Regions from separate parts of the Homo sapiens genome. Here region 2 is linked to region 1. Evidence: chromatin loops called from intact Hi-C (ENCODE). Cell type or tissue: mammary epithelial cell. All regions are shown on one strand. Each heading gives the region's core, and the rest is flanking DNA. Links, peaks and the distances in the headings are about the cores only. Region 1 overlaps CRIM1 (cysteine rich transmembrane BMP regulator 1). Region 2 overlaps CRIM1 (cysteine rich transmembrane BMP regulator 1).

Evidence for each region. A loop is a pair of places that touch in the nucleus more often than their neighbours do. Peaks named below come from ENCODE experiments on the same cell type or tissue, not always from the same donor. Only the 100,000 strongest peaks of a DNase experiment are listed, where the experiment ranks them.
Region 2: a loop joins it to region 1, with 3.0 times the contacts of the local background. A loop is called at or near these places in 2 of 110 quality-filtered maps.

What each region holds. Positions count from the first base shown.
Region 1 is chr2:36,506,366-36,509,290 of GRCh38, forward strand. The region is part of intron 8 of CRIM1 (cysteine rich transmembrane BMP regulator 1); the gene reads left to right. Among named protein-coding and RNA genes, the nearest start is that of FEZ2, 90 kb to the right of the region's middle. RefSeq lists an enhancer at 1,028-1,572. In mammary epithelial cell, for the core only: a CTCF peak has its summit at 1,171 (motif pointing left); no DNase peak of the experiment used is centred there.
Region 2 is chr2:36,403,009-36,405,933 of GRCh38, forward strand. All of the region lies in intron 2 of CRIM1 (cysteine rich transmembrane BMP regulator 1), which reads left to right. Among named protein-coding and RNA genes, the nearest start is that of CRIM1, 49 kb to the left of the region's middle. In mammary epithelial cell, for the core only: no CTCF peak of the experiment used is centred there; DNase peaks (open chromatin) are centred at 903 and 1,503; H3K27ac peaks cover 1,835 bases.

The sequences.
Region 1 (2,925 bases), core at 215-2,714:
CCTAAAAGTTATGACACAATGATGTTGAACAAAACCATTGCTGTTTGAGGACCTGCTGTACTACAGCAAAGAAGTATGCAGTACTCCTCTAGGGGACACCATCCACAGTGTGTTCTCCATGGAGGTTACGTTGTATTTATATATAATGAATGGCGCCCCCGACAGCTGTGTCACGTTTTGAGCATAGGAGCAAACATTCCTATTTTTCCAGAATGAACAGAGTTTTACTACATAGTTGCTATCGACCGGCCATGCTGTACAGGCCCTGTACTTTGCCATTGTTCATCACTTTCTCTTCAATCGTAACTTCTCCCCATGTATTAGAAAGCAATTTTAGATCACGGTAAAGTCATGACGCTGAAAAATTAGGAACATAAAGCCACCTTTTTCTGCGTGGTTGCCTCAAGTGATGTACTAAAGCTTTACAAACAAACATATAAACCCCTACCCTTCTATGAATACTGTTTTTCTACTCTTTATTTATGTTTTTATTTATTTATTTTTTTTTTAGACACAGGTTCTCACCCTGTCACCCAGGCTGGTGTGCAGTGGTGCAGTCACAGCTCTCACTGCAGCCTCGACCTCCTGGGTTCAAGTAATCCTCTTGCCTCAGCCTCCCAAGTAGCTGGGATTACATTCACTCACCACCACACCCAGCTAATGTTTTATTTTCTGGCAGAGGCAAGGTCTCACTATGTTGCACAGGCTGGTCTCAAACTCTTGGCCTCAAGCAATTCTCCCACCTCAGCTTCCCAAAGTGCTGGGATTACAGGTTCCAGCCAGCCGCAGTCAGTCTCCTCTTTATTTAAATGTTTGCTATGATGATGCATTTCTCTTAAGAAAACTTCATAATTGACATATGTGGATTTAGGACTACCTTCCAGTTTTTAATGTTGTCTATTTCTGAACTAGAAGATGGTATTTTGAGATGTTTTGGCAAGTGCTAGTATTTCAGGAAAATTTCAATGTTATCAGAGTAAGTTATTTTCATGCTGTCATTTCTCTGATAATATAGCAGTCTTGATGACAGTGGAGGAGTAGGTAACAAGAACATTGATTGATGCATTTAGTTAGCAAATGTTGTTGAATACCCACTCTGTACCAAATACCATGGTTGTCCCTATACAGTGTGTGCCTAAAGATACTAGGGCCTGGGCCTAGAGCTCCCTCTATTGGGAAGCTGAATGTAGATGGGCCAGAGCATAACATGCAGGAGAATGGTCCCAATTCAGGGCAGCACTAGAGCATCCCACTCCTAGGAGGCATAGCCAGTCTCCTTCTAATGAATGTCCTGTATTTTTATTTAAATGTACCAGCCTTTGTTTGAAATTCCATTCCATTGCAAAGCAGAGGTAGATTACAGACTAGTTTTTATCACATTGTTTAAACTTGAATGGAGACACAACAGTTTTCTTTAAAGGTGAAGCACATTCAAGATCAAGGTCTGTGGAAAAACTCCTTCTTTATTGCAGGACCAGAAAAATAAAGGCACCAAGGTGCTCAGGCTCCAAAATTGCAGGGAATTTAATCCCAAGGGATGTTGACTGACTCTGGGAGGTTTTCAGGGTGTTTTTAATTCATCTGTTTCCCAACATAATTCATTTGTAGCCATGACCTAAGCATTCTTGTGACAGAAAAATGGGTTCACAATTGACATCTGTGTTAGAGAAACATGACTAATAAAGTCTTCTTTTTTCACCATTCCCTTAATAATGGGGAATGAAAAATTATGACCTTTCAAGTCATATAATTACAAATTTCTAAATGAACCATTTAGAATTTCTCTTTTAAGGATGCAAATTAGTAATCAGTTGCTTTACAGTGTAATACAGGCACATGAGGTTATATTTATATGTGTAATAAAAGGTTTATGATAATGACAGAGTAGAAAATTACACCATAAATCACATTTTCCTTCTTAAAAGATAGCAAATTAAATATGCAAATATTGCCAACTGAGATTCACAAAAGATGCTATCTTGAAATATTTATGTAAAACACGGACCCATTTCACCTATTCATTGTAGTTAAGTTTTAATTTTAGATTATAATATAAGTGTGTTTTGAGGGGACAGATGCGTTCTGTTTTTCCCAGTGACTTCTGTGTTATTACAATATTCATGCTTAAAGGACGGCCAGATAAAATAAAAATTTGTTCATCATTCCAATAATTAGACTCTGCTTCCCATTTCACCAGTCCATGTAGAACAATATTCAAACATTGCTGTACTTTGGCCATCACCATATTAACTTCCCTTCTTTAAATTTGATTGTCTTTCAAATTCTATATTTAATTCACACAGGTCTCAACTTGCTTGCTTTATATAATTAAGCATGCTTTTTTTCTTTTTAACCTTAAACATTTCTATTTCCCTTTTCTCTCGTAAGCCCTATATAACCTTTTAAAATCATTTTAGAAGACTTCTATTAGGCTAATAACTTCAGTAATGTTGCTAGTCACCATTGCTACTTTCCTTTTTGCTCTTCTAAAATAGTATTGTAACTGACTAGCAGAGGACAGTTAAACATCACTCCAGATTCTGCTAACGGGATACTTTGAACACTTCAAATAGTGGTTACTTAAACCTTAATATGAGTATTTTTTCAACACACACATTTTTTAGCCTGTGAACTAAAAAGCCTATTATGTAAGTATATCCAAATACAGGGGTATTTGTCAGCACATAGAGAAAAAACATATCTAAATGTAACACTGAATATTTTAATTACTATCATTTTGTAAAAGATGTACTTTTTTGAAAGTAATAGTAAGAAATCCCTTATGCTGCATACAATATGCAGTATTATATGATAGCATCTAACACCCATAAAAGTAGTTGTCATGTGGATATTTAAAAACATGCGTTATGGGATGGGCGCAGTGACTCACACCTGTAACCCCAGCACTTGGGAAGCTGACACTGG
Region 2 (2,925 bases), core at 296-2,795, 100 kb before region 1:
CTGAGAAAAGTCAAATCTCTCCAGAAAAAGTTATAACCTCATCAGGAGTTTGTATAGAAAAATAAGAATAACCTACTTTGCAGTGATTTATCACCAGGCAGAAACTGGCTGAAGAGGTGTCTGTGTTATCCATAAAATGTGTTTTCATCATTGCTGCATCACACATCACATGGGTTAGATTGGTGTAGAATATGTGGAACCTAGTGCTGCTTGCACAGTGAACATTTTGCAAAAGGAGGAAGACACTTAGGGCTTTAGATAATTCTCCTCTGTTTTAGCTGAAAACGTTTGGAGAACGTTGAATGGTTTATGATTTTTGGCTGTTTTGAATTATTTCCTCTATATAGAGAAAAAATAGACAATCAAAAATTGGCGTGTGATACTATACATCATTGTTTTATATTGAGTGGACAAATAAGAACCGTGTTGCATTCATAAGATGGATAAATCAAGGAAGGTTTTGTGGAGGAACTAGGAATTGGGTCCAACTCTGAGAAATTTGTTGATTGGCTCAGCAGAAGGGAAGGAGAGTTTAAGAGCAGCCTTGGATAGAAAAGAGAGGACGGACAGAGAGGTACAGATAGGAAGATACTAAGGAGGCCAAATCAGTGGGCTTCAGTGGCTGATTGACTTTCGGGGATGAAGAAAGGGAAGACTTCCAGATTGTGGGAGGACTATTATCAAGATAAATGCTGGAGAGGAGGTGGTCAGGATAGATTTTGGGAGGATGATAGGATATATTGTGGTGTCATTTATTAGAATGTGAAATACAAGGAGAGCAGCTTTGTGGGAGGTTGGATGAGGTAGGTACTCTGTTTGGTTATGTTTGAGGTATCTATGGAGAATCAAGGGGAGGATGAGAGTTACAGGTCTGGAACTCAGAGAGAGATCTGAGCTGGAGATAAGAATTTATGAGTCACCCTCTGAGGGAGACTGTGGTGTCTAATGACTTTTTGAGTACATAAATGATGTGAGGAGTATGAGCATTTTTAGGAAGATTAATGTGACAGTAATGTGCATAATGGAGGAAAAAAGTGACTGGCAATGTTAACACACCAAGAGTGATACCAAGTGTATCTTATACAAAAGGACCCCGTGCAGGGAAGCTGGCACAGGAAGTGACTCCTCTGTTAGCATGGTAGAAGAAAATCCAAGGGTTGCTACTGTTAGCCAAGTGAAAGTCTAAAACACAATTGCCAGTGCCCATGATATTGAGATGTATAAAATGGAATACATTATTTTAATTAATTGTTAATTGATTGGTTGACTAATTTATACTCCCTTGTTCAAAAAAGCCTTTAAAAGTATCTGACTATAGTAGAGCTGGTCAGACCCACACCTGGAATTAGGGCTAGTTCAGAGTAGAAGCACTGAAATGATTAAGTAATTGGATAGAGAGGTCAAGAAATAGGATTATAGTCATAGACTCTTTCAGTCCAGAAGGTACTCAGCATTCTCTACAAGTACCTTCCGAGGCGACCGCTTTCAGTTTAGAGCTGCTTTAATTGTTGATTCATTCATGCATTTATTCATGTATTCATTCAAAAAGAATGTATTGAGCACATGCCATGTGCCACTACACCTCAGATTCACTAGGGCAAATTTAGTTTGCTTTTACCTGAGGACTATTTTCTAAATGACCTAAATTGCAACACATTTTCAATATACTATGGGAGCTTGCTTTGTTTTTTTGTTTTTATATTTTGATTTTACATTGTATGGCTATGTTCTCTGAAATGAAACTAATTTTTACACAAAGACTTCTGTTTTATAGCCTTTTTTCTTTTCATTTTTAAAAGCGCAGATAACAGTTGCCTCAGATCATTAACTTAATTATCCTGTACTCTAAATTTACTATTTCAGTGCTACCTAAGGAAATGGTAATATCATGAGTTTTTTATTCCATTTTTAGTTTTTTACATTTCACTTATTTCACTTCCTTTTTTTCTTTACACAAGTAAAGCGTACGTGCTAAATTTTATTCTCGATTGTTACCTCGTCCTTGGTCTAGAGGCTGTAGTACAACCCTGTGCTGTGTGTGGCCTAATAAAATGTTGTAAATCTTATGTCATCTGTAATGTTTGTCAGTAAACAAATCTTTAGTATTTAGAAAGAAATATTATGCCATTTTTTATTTATATAACTTTTTTTCTCAAAAGCATTTTGGGTATTTTTTATGTGCGTGGGAGAAAATGCTCACAGAAAACACCCAAGTAAATGTGATCTGGTGGAGCTGGGAGTATTAGCATTCATGCCGCCTTTGAAATAGTGCAACAGAATTTCCTCTTAATGTTCCTGCCACTAGAACCGCTTCATGGAGACACTTTTCAGCTGTAGCAAGAAACCTGCTGCCATTGCATAAGTACAGGGAAGACAGAGGCTCCCAGCTCTGCCCCTACCCGCTGTCCCATACGGAGCTGAAGGTCCATGGGGAGCCTGGGTATCATGCACTGAGGGTGTCTCCTAAGTTTCTCAAACTTGAGAGAGCTTGATGGTCACACAGAGAGCTGGCTTAACTAGGACTAGACTAGGGCTAGGGAAATCTGCATTTCCAGCAAGCCCCAGGAGAAGCTGCTGCTGCCCATTTTCACCACAGTTTGAGTAGAAAAGTTATAGAGTGTTTATGTGAATCGACTTCGCTGCACAGAGAAATGGATTTGTTGTGCTGGTGTCAGAGAACATCATATCTTCAAGTAGTCACTGGACCTAATTTTGATTTCCACTACTTCTTTCATTGTTTTTTTAAAAAAGCATATCTTATACATTGCTTTGCTTCAAATGTTAATACATGGTAATGATTTCATTATGCAATTAAAAAATTTTTTTCTCAAGTAAATGTTAAATTAAAAATGAAATATTTCATATTATACAGGACCTCATGGTAAGGGACAAAACAAACCCTGGGACTCGGATGCTGGAAAAATC